2 separate regions of the Homo sapiens genome follow, and region 1 is linked to region 2. The links are chromatin loops, found by intact Hi-C in ENCODE. Cell type or tissue: PC-3. All regions are shown on one strand. Each heading gives the region's core, and the rest is flanking DNA. Links, peaks and the distances in the headings are about the cores only.

What was found. Peaks named below come from ENCODE experiments on the same cell type or tissue, not always from the same donor. Only the 100,000 strongest peaks of a DNase experiment are listed, where the experiment ranks them.
Region 1: a loop joins it to region 2, with 5 times the contacts of the local background. A loop is called at or near these places in 6 of 110 quality-filtered maps.

What each region holds. Positions count from the first base shown.
Region 1 is chr2:230,808,318-230,819,311 of GRCh38, reverse strand. CAB39 (calcium binding protein 39) reads right to left here. Exons shown (of 9, transcript NM_016289.4): 6 at 8,990-9,049; 7 at 5,198-5,263; 8 at 1,415-1,558; 9 at 1-796. The coding sequence ends at 608. Among named protein-coding and RNA genes, the nearest start is that of ITM2C, 51 kb to the left of the region's middle. In PC-3, for the core only: a CTCF peak has its summit at 4,506 (motif pointing right); no DNase peak of the experiment used is centred there.
Region 2 is chr2:230,612,460-230,623,453 of GRCh38, reverse strand. No RefSeq gene overlaps it. Among named protein-coding and RNA genes, the nearest start is that of LINC01907, 83 kb to the left of the region's middle. RefSeq lists an enhancer at 8,149-8,268. In PC-3, for the core only: no CTCF peak of the experiment used is centred there; a DNase peak (open chromatin) is centred at 6,073; H3K27ac peaks cover 1,761 bases.

The sequences.
Region 1 (10,994 bases), core at 1,273-9,272, 200 kb before region 2:
AAAAGCATATATACATTTTCCTTATGATCTTATGAGGCTTCTTTACACTTTTAAGAAGTTGCTAAGTTTCAGTATCAATTTATTCGCATGTCAACTTTAGCTGCCCCCAAACTCCCATTTTGGATAGCTCCCCTCTGATTTCAGATAAAGCTCTGCGTCATCTTCCTTCAGCGAAGGTGCGCGACCTGAAGGTGCGCGATCTGACGCAGGGATGCCAGGTGTGCACTTGCCACACTGCACTCAGATCGCCAACAAAGATGGGTGCAAACACATAGGTCTAATCTGATATCAGTGCCCTCTTTCCTAAACCACACTCTCATCCATACATTTGCCTTCATGAACCCAGCCATGTTCAGAACTCCCGTAGCACAGTCTTTGAATTCTGAAATGACACAAAGATCAAGAGAAAGCCCACATGTGCCCTAGTGTGCAAGCAGCAGCAGCTACGATCTCCAACCTGGACTGAAAAACAAAAGGGTAAAATGAAAAACCGTTCACTTAACAGCAGATTAGCAGTAATGTTCCTCATGAATCAATAAGAGTGCCTGATGCTGAATAGCTAACAGCAAATGCTGAATTTGGATTTAACATAGATGTTTATTGGAGATTAAGCTTCTTGCTGAGCTGGTCTCTTCAAATCCCTGATCTGTTTAACTAAATAGGTCTTCTCGTCGTTAAACTGCTCATCCTCCGTCCTGTCGTTCTGAAACTTGCTGAGGAACTCTATGAGTTTGGCCTGGTTCTTGAGGAGGATGTCTAGGATGGGCTGCGTCTTGTTAGGATTGGCTACAAACACCTGCGTGGAGAGAAACGCACATGAGGCACAGAGAAAGGACAAAACGCAGCCACACCTGAGCTGCGGCCACAGTGCAGAAAAGCAGAGCTGTGCTCTCCTGGGATGGCGCTGAAGTCAGGGTCATTAGGTTTTGCTTTAGAAGGCGTTATTTTACAATTTGGAAAAAAAAATAATAATTACATGTTTTAACACAAATACGACTGATAAACTCATTCTGCCAGCCCTGCAACACAGTGTTTAGTATTAAATACAGACTTTGATTTTAGAATAAAATGGGCAGAAATTATTTCTCAGCACAAGAGGTCAGATGGGATTTTAAGAATGAAACCTCCACAGAAAGCATTAAGAAATGCTTTTGTTTTGCAGTTACTAATCTTCTAGGCCAAAGATAAATGACACTCTTCTATGAACAAACCTTCTCGTTCCCAGATCCAAACAGTAACCCGTTTCCAGGTCTACCTTTCTGTTTAAAAGTCATAGCACACAAATATGAAAAGTGACTGAATTTAATTAAGTCACCTGGATTACCAGAGTGAGGCTAATAATTTCCGTTATTTGCGAATGAAAGACGACGAACAATTCCAGTGGACAGTATCACTGATGCTTCTAGTACTCTACCTTAAAAACGTGAAAGGCCTCAAACTGGATGTTGCGACTTTTGTCTCGCAGCAGGTTCATCATTAATTTGAGGTTCTCAGGTTTACTGATGTATTTTGTCATAATTGTGAAGTTGTGTCTATCTAGTAGTAGTTCACCGAGAAGCTGAGAAGACATTTAAACAATTACCTTGTTATTAAAACTTAAAGAAAAATCAAAGTTTAAAAAAACAATTTATTTTATAATCATCAAGTATAGAGTATTAGTAGGCACTCAAAAGACCGAAGAACTGAACTGAATTACAACCTAAAAGCTACGAAGGGCCTTCTCTCTGCCACCTGAATGCCTTCCTCCCTTTCCCTGAGAGATGAAGTCTACGGGAGGCCTGACGCTTCTCTCTGCAGAGGATGTTCAAGATGCCCCCTTGGCCCCAGTGGGAGACTCTCAAAGCCTCCCCTTTAAGCGTGCATTTGTGTTAGCTCACTAAAAAGAAACTATTCAAGAAAATGGTCAAAAGTTATTGATTATTCCTGTTAACTAACCACAAACCTTAGCTTAATTTAAAACAACTATTTTTAAATTTTATTTAGCGGGACTTTCCAAGATAAAGGGTTTTGTGTCCAAAGTTTTCCATTTGTGTACCCTGCACATGCCACAGTTATCGTTTTATCACAGCTAATTCAGAAAGGTTTACACAAGTGAGTATTTTTCTGCTCCTTCTTAGGTCTCCTGAAGATAATCCAGTGTTTTCTTACTGACCCCTCACCATCACTAATTATACCAATTAATGCTAAAAAAACATCTGTTTACTTCAAGGGTTTACTAATTTCTGGAGAGTTGGTTATATCATATAAACTCATAACTTTTAAACTGTCACGGCTTACTCTTTCCTAAAACCAGCAGTCACTTCTTCAGGTTGTCAACATGCCAACAACCTGGCCAAGGCTGAGTGTGCAGAGCCGGCAGTGGGGCAGGTGCCAAGCTGCGGTCCTTGTGGGCGGTGGCAGAGCTGTGGAGAGCTTGGTCCCTGGTGCCAGCCTGCCTGGGTTCCAATCCTGGCTCCCTACTTCTTGTGAGCTCTGTAATCTTGAGCACGTTACTGAACTCCTCTGTGTCTCGGTTCCATCATCTGTATAATGGAACAGTGCCTCTCTCTCAGGAGAGTGCAGTGAGAAACGAGCATCAGTGTGCAAAGCACGTATCAGGCCTGTATCTGCAGAGATGTGAGTGAGTGAGGGCTAAGGGAAGAAAAGGCGCAAATAGCGGCTCTGTGGCTTTGCTTTAATTGCTTTTGTTGCTTCCTTTCTGGGTTTCTGGCTATGTTCTAGATACTTGAAGTTTCCAGGTAACTGATCTCTGGATAAGTAACTTGTCATCATATTAAATAAAAAATGAGCTGATGTACAAGAAAACAAATCTATTTTACTTAGGCTTTATAAGGAACTCATAGGAAAAACTGAAAGGAGTAGGCTTCATATCAATGTGAATCACAAAATCTATTCTTACGGTGAGAAGCAACCAGTATCTTACAAAGACTGAAAAGTTAGTATTATGTGATTTATAGCTTTCGTGTTCTTTTTCTATCACAGAAACCAAAGAAAATCTGAAGGAAGATGACTTCAAATATGTAATTCTTTTTTTATTTTTTGAGATAGTCTCACTCTGTCACAAAGGCTGGAGTGCAGTGGCACAATCTTGGCTCACTGCAACCTCCACCTCCCGAGCTCAAGTGATTCTCATGCCTCAGCCTCCCAAGTAGCTGGGACTACAGGCTTGTGCCACCACACCTGGCTAATTAATTTTTGGGGCTAGAGACAGGGTTTCACCATGTTGGCCAGGCTGGTCTTGAACTCCTGACCTCCATCCATCCACCCACCTTGGCCTCCCAAAGTGCTGGGATTACAGGCGTGAGCCACCATACTCAGCCCAAACATGTAATACTTTACTAAAAAACTTGGGAGTCTTGCATAGGGAATATAAATTTGCTGGCGACATAAATATGGGAATAAATAAATGCCAATGTGGCTACGAAAAAGAGAGTACAAATTAAAATCCATCTTTAAAGTACGGCTGGTGCTGAAGCCGCTCCATGTGTTCATGGGGCACTCACAGGCCCACCGCTAACATAAACTGCAGGAGCCAGCAACTTGCTTTATATCCATTCCTAAGGGCTTGGAAATGGTGGTCTCAGCCTTTCTTTTCATGTTGGTAATTCTGAATGGCAGAAGGGTCTTGAAGGCCTTTCTCCTTATCCAAACAGCCCAAGAATCCAACATTTGGTCAAAGTTTATGGATTTGCCAATAACCTCCACCCTGCACCCCCGGCCCCAGCTTCCTCCCACAATGGCCCTAGAAGCTACTAACCTAGGCTATCCTGTCTGGCCTTTGTGGCCTTAGAAGATACTGACTCCAGTGAACTGTGTGCATCTGTATAACTGCTGGCAAGAGTAGTATACCTCAGCCCTTTGAGGATCACAGAGCAGGAGAGGCCCCAGGAACCTCCACTCTCTCACACACTGATGTCCAGGGAGGAGAAACTCCTCCCACAGCTGCCAGGAAGTTCTGTCCAACCCCCCAAAGATGAAAGGACAGCAAATGATCCTCTAAGCCAGGGAAGGTGGGGCCCAAGCAACAGCAATGAATGGAAAGCAAGGGGCCTGGCTGGACTGTGCCTGTTCCCCAGCTGTGGCTGTCACGGATGCCCTGCTGCAGGAATTACAGCCTTACACGGAAAAAAGGCATATGCTGTTCTGAAAGAAAGTGCTGATTGAAAATGTGGACGGTGGAGTGTTCCTATCAAAGGACACAAAGTATTCCAGATGCTCCTAGTGTCCTTTAGTCTTTTCCACAGAAAGATAAGGTCTTCAAGGGAGATTTCCCCACGGTAGGAAGGGGATGAGTGGATGGAATCTTGGTCATTATCGGTCCAGACACCCATGAGGGGAAGAACTCTGGGCAGAGTCAAATTTTAAATGGACCTGGCAAAAAACTGAATGGAATTATGATTTTCCCCTCAAATCCTTTGTGATTTCATCTATATCTCCTGTTGGGACTGCTTACTGACAGAGTGGAGGGTATGCACTTCTTAACTGCTATAAGAACTTTCTACAGCAGGGGTCAGCAAACTATCAAGGGCCAAACAGTAAATATTTTAGACTTTGCAGAACATAGGGTCTCTGAGGCATCTACTTAATTCTGCTGCTGGAGCTCAAAACAGCCACAGACAATATGTAAATAAATGAGCACGTCTTTATTCCAGTAAAACTTTACTTACAAACACAGGCAGCTGGCTGGATTTAGCCCATGGGTTGTAGTTTGCCAACCCTTGTTCTACAGTTTAAATCTTAAATTTAACATTCTAACTTGCAAAGGATATCCTGCTTTGATACAAAGCAGCCAAGCCTGTCTACGGTCCACAGCCTCACACGCACATCGCCTCCCTCCACCCTCACACACCTGCCTGTGCCACCCAGGCCACAGCCCAGGAGCACAGCACCTGGAGTGCCTTCATCTAGCTGATATGACTATGGCTCAAAATCGCAAAGAATGCACTGCTAGGAGATGAAGTCTTCTTCAAACTCCCGTTCATTCCCTTTCTGTGTCTCCACCTTACTAGGAAGCAGGAAAGTGCTCCACATGGATCACTGTCCAACTCCATTCCTTTCCGCAAAAATCTTGACCCTCGGCAAAGGTATTTATTTCCCCCAAAGGTCTATGACCCATCCTGCACATCTCCCTTTCCCCAAATCCACATTTCAAACACAAGGTACAGAGAAATAAGCTATACAAAATGGTCTGTCATACCTTCAGTGACTGTCTTTTTGTCACATAATTTTCTGAATGAAGTAACTTCTCATATTCACTGAAAAACTAAAAGATAAGAGAACATAAATCAGGGTTATTGCCAAAAAAAAAAAAAAAAAAAAAAAAAAAAAAAAAAGACTGGTAGGTAACATTGTAAATTAGCTTAAGGACACATTTCTCACACCATGAAGGCCAACAGCTGCCCTGGCTCCCCTGCCACTCTCTTTCATGTCTTCCTCTGACATGTTTGCTCTGAGACTCTCAGGTGATCCCACCAATCCCTTCCATGAAGAGGGCTCCTGGGACTGAGCCCCTTCCCAGTTCCAGCCAGGCCTGCAGACAGAGCTTAAATCCAGGCCTCTCTGTCACCCCAAGCTCCCTATGCACAAAACCTAACTCCCATACCCCTCACACTTTTGCTTGTTGAGTCTGCTCTCATATCTTGATGTTAGATTGAAAAACTCGTATTTTATATAAACAAGAATTCAATTTGTTCAAAGCACAACCACAAAGAGAAAAGTTATCTGCTCTTTCAATGTATCAGGCAAAGAGAAAAAGTAATTCGGAATAGAAATTAAGAGAGGAGAAATTCAGCATTGTGTTAACCAGGCCGACAACGAAGGTGGGGCTTAGTCTCAGACCTGTCGGATGGGAGGGATTTCACTCAGAAATGGAGGGGAGAAAAGAGAATCTGGGCAGATAAAAAAGGAAGGACATAGTATGAATGAAGCCCCGGGGAGAACAAAATGCCACAAATTTAAGAACTGACAGGTCCACTAGACCTTCAAAACAGCGGTCACTGACAAGAGTGGCACTGCTGGATGGTGAAGGCTAGAAGCCCATTAAAGCAGAGTTACAAAACCGAAATGACAGGCACTTGGGGGCCAAGGCTATCCTTCAAAAACCTAGTAGACAAGGCCAGTTAGCCTTAAGATTTTATTTTTTGTCTGTCTGTTTAAACCACAGATAGGTTTAAAACATTCTGAAAGTCTGCAGCACTAGTATGACTGTTGGATCTTCGTGCTTTCCTGAGACTTTCCTTTGGTCATCGCGAGTGCCGGGGGATGCCTGCTTTGTCATCTGTCCATGAGAGAACTACTGGTGTCCATGCTTTATGATGGGTCCTCATTAGCCATTCATCTGTGGTCTAGAGCAAGGGATGGCAAACTATGGCCTGCTGCCTGTTTGTGAAAAGTTTTTCTGGAACACATCCCATGCTCGTTTGTTTACTGAACATGAATTCACTGAAAAGTTTATGTATTATTTACAGCTGCTTTCATAGAACAACAGACAGGAGAGTCAACAGAGACCACATGGCTTACAAAGCCTCAAAAATTTGCTTTCTGGCCTTCTTGGTTTAGAGCTAACACAGAATTATACATTATTTCTTCTGCCTGCCTCTTGGCAGAGGTGAGCTGGCCATCTATTTGGTATGTATTTGAGTTAGATTTCTCTCTTTTCAGAAAAAGCTGTTAAGTCTACCTTCTCAAATTATCATCAAACTGATGATCAAAACAACTGGACCTGCTTTTAATCAGTAACAAAATATATACATCTCAAGTTCTTATATATACAGAAAATGCAAGTTAAGATTTTCTGCTGCATCTTTGGATAAGCTTGGTTGCAAGAAACTTTTCATGGAGAACTGCCTGAAAAGTATGTATGTGGCCCCTGTTTCCTTCAGGTTATGTTAGATTTTTTCTTCTCTGTATTAGGACAGACAAAGAGTAAGTAACAAACCTAGATACCTGTCCTCCCACCCACTTCTGGGTTCCTCAAAGACTTGCTTTCAGGGAACTGCATCGGAGTTGAGCATTTTATTTACTGCAATGCCACGGCAATGACTGTCCACTACATGATACTGTAACTTGACTCTCCTTTAAGAACGCCAAGGAGAGAAACCGGTTTCAGGTCCCAGTGCTAGGAAAGGCTACGTTTCTTTTGAGCAGCCAGCATGAATTTTACTCTACAAATACTGTCATCTTTTAATTGTTTTATTTCTTTCTACGCTTTGGTTATTAGAAAGCTCAGAGCCAAACTGGATCAGAATTTAGAGCATGTTATTTTGGTGTAATAACCTCACCTGTGGCTTTAAATTACCCACATCCCCCACTGCTTCTCCCTCTATAAGATCTGACTGCTTTCTATAGATTTGTTGCCTCACATATGTTCTTCTAAAATCCTGTTAACTGATGTCATCTATTAACAACATGTAGGAAGCTATTTTACTGCAAGATTAAACAGATTTCACTGTAGCAAATGTCTTGGAAATCAGCTAGTCTGTGTCTTTGGTAGGCCTTAAATTACTAGTATGTTGAAAAATCTTTGTGGTGATGATAAATGAACTAACGTTTATTAAGTGCTTCCTGTGTTCCAGGCACTGTGCCATGCACGTCACATACACGTTCTTATCTAATCCTCATGATGATCCCAGTAGACAGGTACTATATGAAGAGCTTTCTTCAGGGTGGAAGATCCTGAAGGCACAGAGGGTGCATGAAGGCAGTTGCTGAAGTCCTACCAGCCCATGGTAGGGCTGAGACTTGCAGCCAGAATCCAGGCAGTCCAAGGCTCAAGTCCATGCTTCTATCTACTGTAAAAAGGCCCTGATGATGACAGAACTGCCATTTTAAAGCAATGAACATACAAGAAACGCACCCATATCCAAATACACATGAGCTGAAATAAAAATAAAGGACCAGCAATTTTTAAGCCATTTATGAGGCTACTTATGAAGGACTTGTGTGCTCAGTGTTGTGTTATGTTCTTACTGGGAGTGGAGGGCAGGGGGAAAAGACAGGGAAAAAAACCCACAAAAGAACAAGCAAGCATAGATTTTTGCCTCTAAGAATCTCAGAATGTATTTGAACAGCAAAGTGAATAATGAAGTATTAATAATACTCAGGATTTCAAAAATTTAAATGAGTAGTGGAAAAATTAAAATCTAAACCAAATTTTGCAGGATAGACAGGAGTTTTAAGTGGATTGTCATTCTTCTAACCTCTTTACGGGTACCTATCAGAATCTTCGACGATGTGTAGTTAAACCAGTACATCACAACAGTGCTTGTGGGTATTGTGGAAGATCCTCCTGAGGCTGGCAGAACTGGCAGTGGTGGAAGAGATCATTTCACATGGCAGCCCTAGAGGCAGTTGTGCGGGTCTAGGGAAATCAAGCTATCAAGCACTCTGGAAATCATTGACAAATCTCTGGGGGACACTATTACCAGGAACATCTGACATTGACTCAGTGCTGGAAGGGACCTTACCGACAAGCTAGTCCAATGTCCTCATTTTACAATAAGGACGGACTTCTAAGTCCCCAAGCGGTTAACTGCCTTGGCCATGGCCACAAAGGAGTGAGCAGTAGAGCAGGAGCAGAGCCGGGCTCCCGTCCCCTCTGGCCAGTGCTGCTCTCATCCTATCAGCTGCTGCCTCCCTTTCTCTCTATTTGTATGCAGCAGAAATGTGGGGCAACTGATGGAAAAGGAAGGAAAAGTTAAAAAGTCAGATAATTTTCCTACTATCTTTACTATCATTTTAGCAGCAAAATGCTCTATTTTCCTCTTTTAAAGCAATAAAAGCTTCAAAGGGCAGTATGTCAATCAAAAAGATCTACTTCTGACCAAGTAATATTCTATAAGTTGTTTAAGTAGAGAAATAACTACGGCACCATTTATAAACATTACATATGCAAAATAAATATTCTAGTACAAAAACCTAATGTAAGTCTTTCATTTCTGGTAACAAAAGTTACAATTTATTATTTAAAAATAGTATTTCATATACTTACTCTATCATAATGCTGTTCCAAAAATTCTGCACTGAGCAATTTATGTCTTGTAAGTAAATCCTACAAAAAGAAAAAAAAATTGTTTACAGTTGTTCTCCAAGTTTTCAAAAAAGCGAATCCTAAATTCCACACCATTTTACCTAATAAAAACTGTTGTTAAAAATCACCATACTTAACATTTTAGCATGAATTGTATTAAAACACTGATTCTATAAGAGCAAAATAAAATCATTAATTATTTGGAACTGCAATTTTAATGATTATGATGAGTCATGGATCTACAGCTCTTAGAAAAAATGATAAAGGCAATGGAAATATAAACTAAAGGAAAAGAATAAGGAATTGTAGTGAAATTAAAGTTAACACTCCCCAAGTGGGCTGGTTATTTAAAAACAAAAACACAAAAACAAAGCTAACAGTAGTGGTAAACTGTCAAACAATTCCACGCCCACTTAGCGCTCCCGGTGGAGAAAGAGGAAATTTCTTTTATTAGAAAAAGGATTAGAGGCTCTATTTTCTTCCTCCTAAGTTCAATCACATTCAGGTTCATAGCTAACGCAAATTTTTTAGAGGTAGAGTGTGTTTTAGGTAAGCAGAATGTTGGTACGATAACGTAGAATTAACAACGACTGTGAACCTCCAGTCTGATTTTGTATTACCATGAAACAGAACCCTATGCCTCACCCTATAGCTTTCCCAAGGATCATTCATTCAGAAATATTTACTAAGTGCCAGGTAAAACTCTAGGTGCTAGGGCTTCAAAGACAAAAAGATATGATCCCTGCCTTCAAGGACCTAGAAGTTAGCAAAGGACTAGCCTTGGTCTCACTGGGTGGGAAAGAGAATGGGAACAAGTGACAGCAGGAAGGCCTGGCCAGTAGCTGGTAAACTAATGGATTGAGGTCCTTCGTACCACTGCTAAAGAAGATAGCGCCAATCATCGCCTTTCTCCCAACCACCTTTCCTAGTTTTCGTTCCTGTTTATGTTTGAAGGTTGCCCAGGTTACAAAGAACTAGTGTTTCTTGAAGTATGCTGAAATGAAACACTGGTTCTGAGAAACGCTTTAAGAAATGTCCCATGGTCAAGCAAACGAGGGAAGTGCCACAGCTCACTCCAGATGTCAGGTCCTAGACTGCACAGGGAGCTCTTTTGTCACCTACTTTCTGTGAAAGCCCTTCCCGAAAGGGCCTCTGTACAGGCTTTCCCCACTGCGTGGTTACCTACTGTTCGTCTTTCGGACCTCAACTCCTCCTGATTGGTCACCAGCACAAAAGCACTGGACATAGCTGTGACTCTACACTGGTTTGTGGGATTATTTGATTCAAGTCTCTCTTATGCTACACTGTAAGTTCCATAAATACCAGGATCGTGTCTGTTTTCATTAACCTTTGAATCCCCAGCACCTATGCAGTGCCCAGTGCATAGTAAGTGCTTAATATTTAATAAATCAATGAATGAACCAATAAAATCAGGGAACATGTCTGGAAAAACATCACATTCAGCAATCTTCAAAGTATGCTTTTGAGAAGGTTTCTAACCCCACCCCAAAGATTTACAGTTGTTCAAACTGCTGGATAGGGTATGTGTTATATTTCCTGATCATAACAGGGATGGCCAGGAAGGACCTACCCAATTTTTCCCAAATCCTCCTTGAGGATTCAACAGGCCATATTAAAAACCTGAAGTTTATTCTGAGTACACTCAAGAGTTTGGCAAGAAGTGCTACAACGTTTCCCCTCCAGGGGAAGGAGAAGAAGAAAGTGGTAAGAGAATTTCCATTATCTTCGTACCGTGGTCCATGGGGTCACAGATGCAGAGAGAGGAACATGAGGACCTGAAGGGGAATGTTATCAAGTACGGACAGCACCATTTAACATGCTATTGTGGTGTGTTTATGGCTGATGTCCCGCTATGGAGGTGCCACAGGGCAAGTTTTGTCTGTAGGGTTCACTGCTGAATCCCCCACCCCTAAAGAATAGTGCCTGGCCGAGGTGGGTGGATCAC
Region 2 (10,994 bases), core at 1,193-9,192:
ATTTGCATATGTTGAACCAGCCTTGCATGCTGGGGATGAAGCCAACTTGATTTTGTTGGATAAGCTTTTTGATGCACTGCTGGATTTGGTTTACTGGTATTTTATTGAGGATTTTCACATCAATGTTCATCAGGGATATTGGCGTAAAATTCTCTTTTTTTTTGTTGTGTCTCTGCCAGGCTTTGGTATCAGGATGATGCTGGCCTCATAAAATGAGTTAGGGAAGATTCCCCCTTTTTCTATTGATTGAAACAGTTTCAGAAGGAATGGTACCAGCTCCTCTTTGTACCTCTGGTAGAATTTGGCTGTGAATCCATCTGGTCCTGGACTTTTTTTGGTTGGTAGGCTATTAATTATTGCTTCAATTTCAGAACCTTTTATTGGTCTATTCAGATATTCAACTTCTTCCTGGTTTAGTCTTGAGAGGGTGTATGTGTCCAGGAACTTATCCATTTCTTCTAGATTTTCTAGTTTATTTCCATAGAGGTGTTTATAGTATTTTCTGATGAAGTAGTTTGTATTTCTGTGGGATTGGTGGTGATATCCCCTGTATCATTTTTTATTGTGTCTATTTGATTCTTCTCTCTTTTCTTCCTTATTAGTCTTGCTAGCAGTCTTTTTGTTGATCTTTTCTAAAAACCAGCTCCTGGATTCATTGATTTTTTGAAGGGTTTTTTGTGTCTTTATCTCCTGCAGTTCTGCTCTGATCTTAGTTATTTCTTGCCTTCTGCTAGCTTTTTAATTTGTTTGCTCTTGCTTCTCTAGTTCTTTTAATTGTGATGTTAAAGTGTCAATTTTAGCTCTTTCCTGCTTTCTCCTGTGGACATTTAGTGCTATAAATTTCCCTCTACACACTGCTTTAAATGTGTCCTAGAGATACTGGTATGTTGTGTCTTTGTTCTCATTGGTTTCAAAGAACATATTTATTTCTGCCTTCATTTTGTTATTTACCCAGTAGTCATTCAGGAGCAGGTTGTTCAGTTTTCATGTAGTTGTGTGGTTTTGATTGATTGAATTTCTTTTTTTTTTTTTTTTTTTTTTTGAGACGGAGTCTCGCTCTGTCGCCCAGGCCGGACTGCGGACTGCAGTGGCGCAATCTCGGCTCACTGCAAGCTCTGCCTCCCGGGTTTACGCCATTCTCCTGCCTCAGCCTCCCGAGTAGCTGGGACTACAGGCGCCCGCCACTGCGCCCGGCTAATTTTTTGTATTTTTAGTAGAGACGGGGTTTCACCCTGTTAGCCAGGATGGTCTCGATCTCCTGACCTCATGATCCACCCGCCTCGGCCTCCCAAAGTGCTGGGACTACAGGCGTGAGCCACCGCGCCCGGCCGATTGATTGAATTTCTTAATCCTGAGTTCTAATTTGATTGCTCTGTGGTCTGAGGGACAGTTTGTTGTGATTTCTGTTCTTTTACATTTGCTGAGGAGTATTTTACTACCAATTATGTGGTCAATTTTAGAATAAGTGTGATGTGGTGCTTGGAAGAAGTTATAGTCTGTTGATTTGGGGTGGAGAGTTCTGTAGATGTCTATTACGTCTGCTTGGTCCAGAGCTGAGTTCAAGTCCTGGATATCCTTGTTAACTTTCTGTTTCATTGATCTGTCTAATATAGACAGTGGGGTGTTAAAGTCTCCCATTATTATTGTGTGGGAGTCTAAGTCTCTTTGTAGGTCTCTACGGACTTACTTTATGAATCTGGGTGCTCCTGTATTGGGTGCATATATAGTTAGGATACTTAGCTCTTCTTGTTGAATTGATCCCTTTACCATTATGTAGTGGCCTTCTTTGTCTCTTTTGATCTTTGTTTTGGTTATGGTTAAAGTCTGTTTTATCAGAGACTAGGATTGCAAACCCTGCTTTTCTTTTTGCTTTCCATTTGCTTGGTAGATCTTCCACCATCCCTTTATTAGAGCCTATGTGTGTCTCTGCATGTGAGATGGGTCTCCTGAATACAGCACACCGATGGGTCTTGACTCTTTATCCACTTTGCCAGTCTGTGTCTCTTAATTGGGACATTTAGCCCAATTTACATTTAAGGCTAATATTGTTATGTTTGAATTTGATCCTGTCATTATGATGTTAGCTGGTTATTTTGCCCGTTAATTGATGCAGTTTCTTCATAGCGTCGATAGTCTTTACCATTTGTCATGTTTTTGCAGTGGCTGGTACTGGTTGTTGCCTTCCATGTTTAGTGCTTTCTTCAGAAGCTCTTGTAAGGCAGGCCTGGTGGTGACAAAATCTCTCAGCATTTGCTTGTCTGTAAAGGATTTTATTTCTCCTTTGCTTATGAAGCTTAGTTTGGCTGGATATGAGATTCTGGTTTGAAAATTGTTTTTTTTTTTTTTTAAGAATGTTGAATATTGGCCCCCACTGTCTTTTGGCTTGTAGGGTTTCAGCCGAGAGATCCACTCTTAGTCTGATGGGCTTCCCTTTGTGGGTAACCCAGCCTTTCTCTCTGGCTGCCCTTAACTTTTTTTCCTTCATTTCAACCTTGGTGAATCTGACAATTATGTGTCTCGGGGTTGCTCTTCTGGAGGAGTATCTTTGTGGTGTTCTCTGTATTTCCTGAATTTGAATGTTGGCCTGCCTTGCTAGGTTAGGGAAGTTCTCCTGGATAATATCCTGAAGAGTGTTTTTTAACTTGGTTCCCTTCTCCCTGTCACTTTCCAGTACAGTAATCAAATGTATATTTGGTCTTTTCACATAGTCTCATATTTCTTGGAGGCTTTATTCGTTTGTCTTCACTCATTTTTCTCTAATCTTGTCTTCTTGCTTTATTTCATTAATTTGATCTTCAATCACTGATATCCTTTCTTCCATTTGATCGAATCAGCTATTGAAGCTTGTGCATGCATCACGAAGTTCTCGTGCCATGGTTTTCAGCTCCATCAGGTCATTTAAGGTATTCTCTAGTATTTATTCTAGTTAGCCATTCATCTAACCTTTTTTCAAGGTTTTTAGCTTCCTTGCAATGGGTTAGAACACGCTCCTTTAGCTTGGAGAAGTTTGTTATTACTGACCTTCTAAAGCCTACTTCTGTCAACTCTTCAAAATCATTCCCTGTCCAGTTTTGTTCCCTTGCTAGCGAGGAGCTGCGATCCTTTGGAGGAGAAGAGGCGCTCTGTTTTTTGGAATTTTTAGCTTTTTTGCTCTGGTTTCTCCCCATCTTTGTGGTTTTATCTACCTTTGGTCTTTGATGTTGGTGACCTACAGATGGGGTTTTGGTGTGCATGTCCTTTGTGTTGATGTTGATGCTATTTTTTTCATTTGTTAGTTTTCCTTCTAACAATCAGACCCCTCAGCTGCAGGTGTGTTGGAGTTTGCTGGAGGTCCACTCCAGGCCCTGTTTGCCTGGGTATCACCAGCAGAGGCTGCAGAACAGCAAATATTGCTGCCTGATCCTTCCTCTGGAAGCTTTGTCCCAGAGGGGCACCCGCCTGTTTGAGGTGTCTGTTGGCCCCTACTGGGAGGTGTTCCCCAGTCAGGCTACATGGGGGTCAGGGACCTAACTGAGGAGGTAGTCTGTCTGTTCTTGGTGTTCAAATGCCATGCTGTGAGAACCACTGCTTTCTTCAGAGCTGTCACACAGGGACATTTAAGCCTGCAGAAGCTGTCTGCTGCCTTTTGTTCTATTATGCCATGCCCCCGGAGGTGGAATCTATAGAGGCAGTAGGCCTTGCTGAGCTGAGGTGGGCTCCGCCCGGTTCATGTTTCCAGGCCTCTTTGTTTATACTGTGAGCTAGTCAAGCCTCAGCAATGACGGACTCCCCTCCGCTCGTCCAGCTACAGCATCGCAGGTTGATCTCACACTGTTGTGCTAGCAGTGAGCAAGGCTCTGTTGGCATGGGACCCGCTGAGCCAGGCATGGGAGGGTATCTGCTGGTTTGCCAGTTGCTAGGACTGTGGGCATAGTGCAGTATTTGGTCAGAAGTATACCATTTCTCCAGGTACAGTCTGTCATATGGCTTCCCTTGGCTAGGAAGGAGAAATCCCCCAACCCCTTGCACTTCCCAGGTGAGGCGACACCCTGCCCTGCATCAGCTCACCCTCCATGGGCTGTATCCACTGTCCAACCAGTCCCAGTGAGATGAACCAGGTACCTCAGTTGGAAATGCAGACATCAACCGTCTTCTGCATTGATCTCGCTAGGGGCTGCAGACTGGAGCTGTTGCTATTTGGCCATCTTGGAAGTGACCTTCTCTTCTCTTCTCTTCTCTTCTCTTCTCTTCTCTTCTCTTCTCTTCTCTTCTCTTCTCTTCTCTTCTCTTCTCCCCTCCCCTCCCCTCCCGTCCTCTCCCCTCCTCTCCTCTCCCCTCCCCTCCCCTCCCTTTCCTTTCTCTTTTTTTCTTTCTCTCTCTTCCTTTCCTTTCCCTTTCTTTCTTCCTTTGTTTCCCCTTCATTTCCTTCCTTCCTTCCTTACCTCCCTCCGTCCCTCCTTCCTTCCCTCCCTCCCTCCCTTCTCTTTCTCTCTCTTTCTTTCCTTTCTCTCTCTCTCTCTTCCTTCTCCTTTCCTTTCCTTTCCCTTCCCTTCTCTTCCTTCTCTTTTCTTCTCTTTCTCTTTCTTCTGGGCTTCACTCTTTTGACCAGACTGGAGTGCAGTGGCATGATCACAGCTCACTGAAACCTGCCTCCCAGCCTCAAGCAATCCTCCCACCTCAGCCTCCTGAGTAGCTGGGCCACAGTTGTGAACTGCCATGCCAAGCTAATTTTTGTATTTTTTGTAGAGACAGGGTTTTGCCATGTTGTCCAGGATGGTGTTGAGCTCCTGGACTCAAGAAATCTGCCTGCCTCGGCCTCCTAAAGTGCTGGGATTACAGGTGTGAGCCACTGCAGCCAGCCAAAAAATCTCTTCTTATAAGAAGAAAGAGTGTAAATGGGTTGAGAATGACAATTGCAAAAGGAGTCACTGGGTGTCATATTGAAATGACTTCACAGTTTGGGCTGCAAGTGTTTTGATGGTGTCTCTGGTCAATATGTCTGTCTTAGCCATGACCTGGAAAGTTCTCTAACTTAAGAGTTTAAGACAACAAGTCCAGGCGCAGTGGCTCATGTCTGTAATCCCAGCACTTTGGGAAGCTGAAGTGGGCAGATCACTTGAGGCCAGGAGTTCAAGACCATCCTGGCCAACATGGTGAAACCTTGTCTCTACTAAAAATACAAAAATTAGCTGGGCATGGTGGCAGGCACCTGTAGCTCCAGCTACTTGGGACGCTGAGGTGGGAGGATTGCTTGAACCCGGGAGGCGGAGGTTGCGGTGAGCTGAGATCACGCACTCCAGCCTGGGTGACAGAGTGAGACTCTGTCTCAAAAAAAAAAAAAAAAAAGACAACAGAAAATTAATAGATATAGGAAGCCCCAAGATGAACTTCTGATTTCTGATTCTTCTTGAGTCAAAACTCACCTGAGCAGGGCTTTGGAATAGTTACTTCTCTGGTCCCACCTGGATTTCTCTTTCATTCTGTTCCAGTTCAGCCCATTTGGTTCCAGGTGTCCTACAGAGATGCTGCCCTGCCCTGTGTAGCTGGGAACTCCCTAACTCAATGTTCAATGGCAGGAACATTTCAGTCTCTGTGCCTGCAGCTGTTCCAAGTTAAATAAAACCCTTTTTCAGCTGTGATGGAGAGTACTTTGCTCTAGTGCTTTCTGCAAAAATACTTGTTGCCAGTTATTTATAAGTTTGGAAATGAAATGATTTTTTTTTCTTTTTTCTTTTTTTTCCAGACGGAGTCTCGCTCTGTCACCCAGGCTTGAGTGCAGTGGCGCCATCTCAGCTCACTGCAACCTCCACCACCCGGGCTCAAGAGATTCTCCTGCCTCAGCGTCCTTAGTAGCTGGGATTATGGGCATGTGCCATCACGCCCGGCTAATTTTTGTGTTTTTAGTGGAGACAAAGTTTCACCATATTGGCCAGGCTGGTCTTGAACTCCTGACCTCAGATGATCCGCCCGCCTCGGTCTCCCAAAGTGCTGGGATTACAGGCGTGAGCCACCCCGCCCGGCTAAGGGAATTCCTTTCTTATGATGTGTGTTTATTACACACAAATATAAAGGGCATTAAACTTCCTGTGTAACTCCCTTAAGCTTCTTCCCTAAGGCTTGGAGATTTTCTCTTTTAGCATTTTACTCTTGTGAGCTGTTAAAGTCCCCTGGCAACTTTATGAACTGATTAAACACTCTCTTCAACTTTTCATTTCTTCTCCAAACAACAGTGAAAATGGAAATAATGGCAAAAATAGTTACCATTTATAGAGTACTTACCACAGGCCAAGAATTCTGTTCTTTTCACATACTTTTAAAAATTTATCTTTCAGAAAAATGCTATAGTTATTTATATTCTCATATAAGGAAACAAGCATGCAGAAAGTAATGTACCCTAGGCCAGGTGTGGTGACTCACACCTCTAATCCCAGCACTCTGGGAGGCCGAGGTGGGCGACTCACCTGAGGTCAGGAGTTTGAGACCAGCGTGACCAACATGGAGAAACCCCATCTCTACTAAAAATACAAAAATTAGCTGGGCGTGGTGGTGTGCACCTGTAATCCCAGCTACTTGGGAGGCTGAGGCAGGAGAATTGCTTGAACCCAGGAGGTGGATGTTGCAGTGAGCTGAGGTAGCACGATGACACTCTAGCCTGGGCAACTGAATGAGACTCCATTTCAAAAAAACAAAACAAAACAAAACAAAAACCACACACACTCACAAAAATGAAAGTAATGTGCCCTAGGCCACTCAAAGTAAATGACAGTTTTAGAAATCCAACCAATGGCTGCCTGACTCCAAGGTGCCTTGATTCTAACCTCAGTAAATTTTCAGATCTGTCTCTTCCAGGGCTCACTGCAGCCAGAATACTTTCTGAGCTGGAGCGATAGTGACCAGAGCCAAATTCACCTTCATTGTAATGAAATTAAGTCAAGGGCTAGTGTTGCCCAGTGGATGGAGGATTTCCGCCTTCAGATAGCAAGCGCTCTAATGACCTCTGTTTCACTGATCAGTGCCCATCGAGGTTGCCTCTTTAAAAATTATTTACAGGGGCCGGGCGTGGTGGCTCATGCCTGTAATCCCAGCACTTTGGGAGGCCGAGGCAGGTGGATCATGGGGTCAGGTGATTGATACCATCCTGGCTAACATGGTGAAACCATGTCTCTACTAAAAATACAAAAAAAATTAGCTGGGCATGGTGGCCGGCACCTGTAGTCCCAGCTACTCGGGAGGCTGAGGCAGGAGAATGGCATGAACCCGGGAGGCGGAGCTGGCAGTGAGCTGAGACTGCGCCACTGCACTCTAGCCTGGGTGACAGAGCGAGACTCCATCTCAAAAAAAAAAAAAAAATTATTTACAGGGGCCAGGTGCGGTGGCTCATGCCTGTAATCCTAGCACTTTGGGAGGCCGAGGCAGGCAGATCACCTGAGGTCAGGAGTTCGAGATCAGCCTGGCCAATGTAGTGAAACCCCCTTTCTACTAAAAATACGAAAAAAAATTAGCCAGTCATGGTGACTGGTGCCTGTAATCCCAGCGACTCTGGAGGCTGAGGCAGGAGAATTGCTTGAACCCAGAAGGGGGAGGTTGCAGTGAGCCGAGATCTCGCCACTGCACTCCCACCTTGGTGACAGAGTGAAACTCCATCTCAAGAAGAAAAAAAAAAATTATTTACAGGGAGGTCCAAGAGATATCCAGCATCATGGAAAGAATTTATTGCTCTGCATTAGATAGTCTCAGATGACTAATGCCAGTGAAATGGATGCATCTCATGATGATGAATTTTTTTTTTTTTTTTTTTTGAGATGGAGTCTCGCTCTGTCGCCCAGGCTGGGGTGCAGTGGCGCAAGCTCTGCTCACTGTAAGCTCTGCCTCCCAGGTTCACACCATTCTCCTGCCTCAGCCTCCCGAGTAGCTGAGTAGCTGGGACTACAGGCGTCCGCCACCATGCCCGGCTAATTTTTTGTATTTTTTAATAGAGACGGGGTTTCACAGTGTTAGCCAGGATGGTCTCAATCTCATGACCTCGTGATCCACCCACCTCAGCCTTCCAAAGTGCTGGGACTACAGGCGTGAGCCACTGCGCCCGGCCAATGATGATGATTTTTTTTAGGTGGAGCTTATTTCTTGACTTTGTAACCAAAATGTCAGAATCTTAGACTTTTCTTAAAAGATGTTTTTATTCCTCTGGTGGGTACAAGGAGCCATCTTTCCTGGTTACACTCTGCTTGTAATGAAAAGCCCTTTTCTCAAAACTTGACTAGACTCCAGATGTACCTTCTTCTTTGGGAACTTGAAAGAAATGCAAATTCTTTGGCCTCGAACCAGATGTACTGAATCTGAGACTTAGGGGGCGGGGCCCCACAATCTGTGTTTTGAGAAGCCCTCCAGGTGAGTGAGCTGTGCGCTCAAGTTTGAGAAGCACAGGGTGTAGTCACTCACACAGCTCCTCTTGCCCACTCACCCTCCCAGGCAACGTCAGCCACCCCCGAGGCTTCAGTGGCTTCCAGATCTGATCTGCAGCCCAGGCTGCCTTTCTTTTTTTTTTTTTTTTTTTGAGACGGAGTCTCACTCTGTCGCCCAGGCTGGAGTGCAATGGCACGATCTCGGCTCACTGCAACCTCCGCCTCCTGGGTTCAAGCAATTCTCCTGCCTCAGCCTCCAGAGTCGCTGGGATTACAGGCCTGTGCCACCACACCCGGCTAATTTTGTATTTTTAATAGAAACTGGGTTTCTTCATGTTGGTCAGGCTGGTCTCAAACTCCTGACCTCAGGTGATCTGCCCGCCTCGTCCTCCCAAAGTGCTGGGATTACAGGCGTGAGCCACCGCGCCCGACCCGGGCTGGCTTTCTGAGCTGTAGACTTATTATAAACACCTGTCCAATGACACTGCTACTTGGATATGTCACAAGGACCTCAAATTCAGCATCTTAGTAAGTATTTATGTTTCAACTTAAGTGGTGTTTTCTCATTGGACTAGGTTTGTCTGACTTGCCATCTCTGCTATTACCCTGTATTAAAATTCCTTATGTAAACTATGCGTTCCACCACACCAGGAGCTCCGTGAAGGCAGGGATGGGATCGGTTTAGGTATGGCTCACTTAGGATCACAGCTAATATTAACTGTGTGAATGAATGAAAGCTCCTGTATTCTCTCTACCAGAGGTAGACAAATTGTGGTCCATATGCCAAATCCAGCCCATGGCCTGTTTTGTAAATAAAGTTTTATTGGAACACGGCCGTGCCCATTTATTCATATGTGGTCTAAGGCTGCTTTTGCGCTACAGTGGCAGAGTTGAGTAGTTGCTACAGAAACTTTACGACCTGCAAAGTCTAAAATATTTACTATCTGGTCCTGTATAGAAAAAGTTTGCTCCAAGGGCCTCCCTGATATGTCTCCAGGAAGGCCAGGCCCAGGTACTCTTCTGTGTTGTGATTACACTGAACTCTCTAGAATGCCAGCCTGGCTTGCCAGGACTTCAAGCTGCCTCCTAGCTAGCAGAAATGCACCTGAGCAAAACCCAGTTTTATAGGGGAAAAACTACTGAGGGGCTCAGAACTTATAAAGGAGCTTTGGCATTTACATAAACCCCATTTCCAGAGAGGAGAAGGCTGGAGACTAATGGCCCAGTTCCTTAACACATCAAGTCCACACACTTTAATGTATACATTTTCAAGAAGAATTAACAGATTACTGAGATTACCAGATGCGGTGGTGCATGCCTGTAATCCCAGCACTTTGGGAGGCCTAGGCGGGTGGATCACCTGAGGTTAGGAGTTTGAGACCAGCCTGGCCAACATGGTGAAACCCCGTCTCTACTAAAAATACAAAAATTAGCCGGGTGTGGTGGTGGGCACCTGTAATCCCAGCTACTCGAGAGGCTGAGGCAGGAGAATTGCTTGAACCCCGGAGACGGAGGTTGCAGTGAGCCGAGATTGCGCCACTGCACTCCAGCCTGGGTGACAAAGTGAGACTCCATCTCAAAATAAAATAAAATAAAATAAAATAAAATAAAATAAAATAAAATAAAATAAAATAAAATAAAATAATATCAAATAAAATAAAAGAGATGACTGAGTATTCCTTCAATGCAGTGGTTGCTATGTAATTTTGATTAACTTTATTAGCCAGGGTATTTTACAACTCTAAGAGGTAGAGGTTAACTTGCAGAAAAGGAATAATAATATGAAGATTCTTATTTGAAGGTTTTGTAAATGATTCTAGCCCATAACAATGAAAATGCATTTTGCATTGGAGAGATATAATTTTTTACTGTCTTGTAGAAAAGATGATTTATATAGTTTGTTGTGTAGTAGTATATTAACCAGCTTTGCATATATTAGCAAATTTGTTTCAGCATTCCTTTGACTGGACTGACAATGTAAATCTCAATTCTTCAAGTTCTCCTTTGAACCAGTTTTAACCTATTTCTGGTTCCCTTGTTTAATGAATGATTTGAATCAAACCATTGACATGTTCATTTTATATTTGTATGTTTCTAAAGTTTTTGAAAATTATAAATATAACCTAGTGATCCTTTCATGATTTGCTGTGGGCAGCTGAGCAGGAAGGGCCTCATGGCAGGCAGGGAGGGAAGATGACGCTGTGTGACACTCAGCAGCGGTGGGAAGGTGAAGCACTGCGGTCCGAAGTCAACATTCTTCAAAAAGGCCACGTGAAAAGAGTACTGATCATGAACATTTGAAAGCGGTCACAGTCTTCATCTAGTAAACATTTAGGATTTATGAACGATTCTGTGTTGGTGCTGGGAAGAAACGTTAAGATTTCTTTGTCGCTTGGGATTTTTAACTTTCAGGATTTGTGACATGAAGTTCTCTTGTTTATGGCGGCTGCTTCTTTTTCCACAAAACGGGGATACAGGGCAACTCCAGGTGCTGTTGTACTTGCTGCGAACGCTTAGTTGCCCCGGCAGACACTATGGCTAGATATTTCCTAGGGCTGGAGCTGTGAGGCCATCTTAGCCATGGCTATCAGTCTGAGAAGATACATCTTGTTC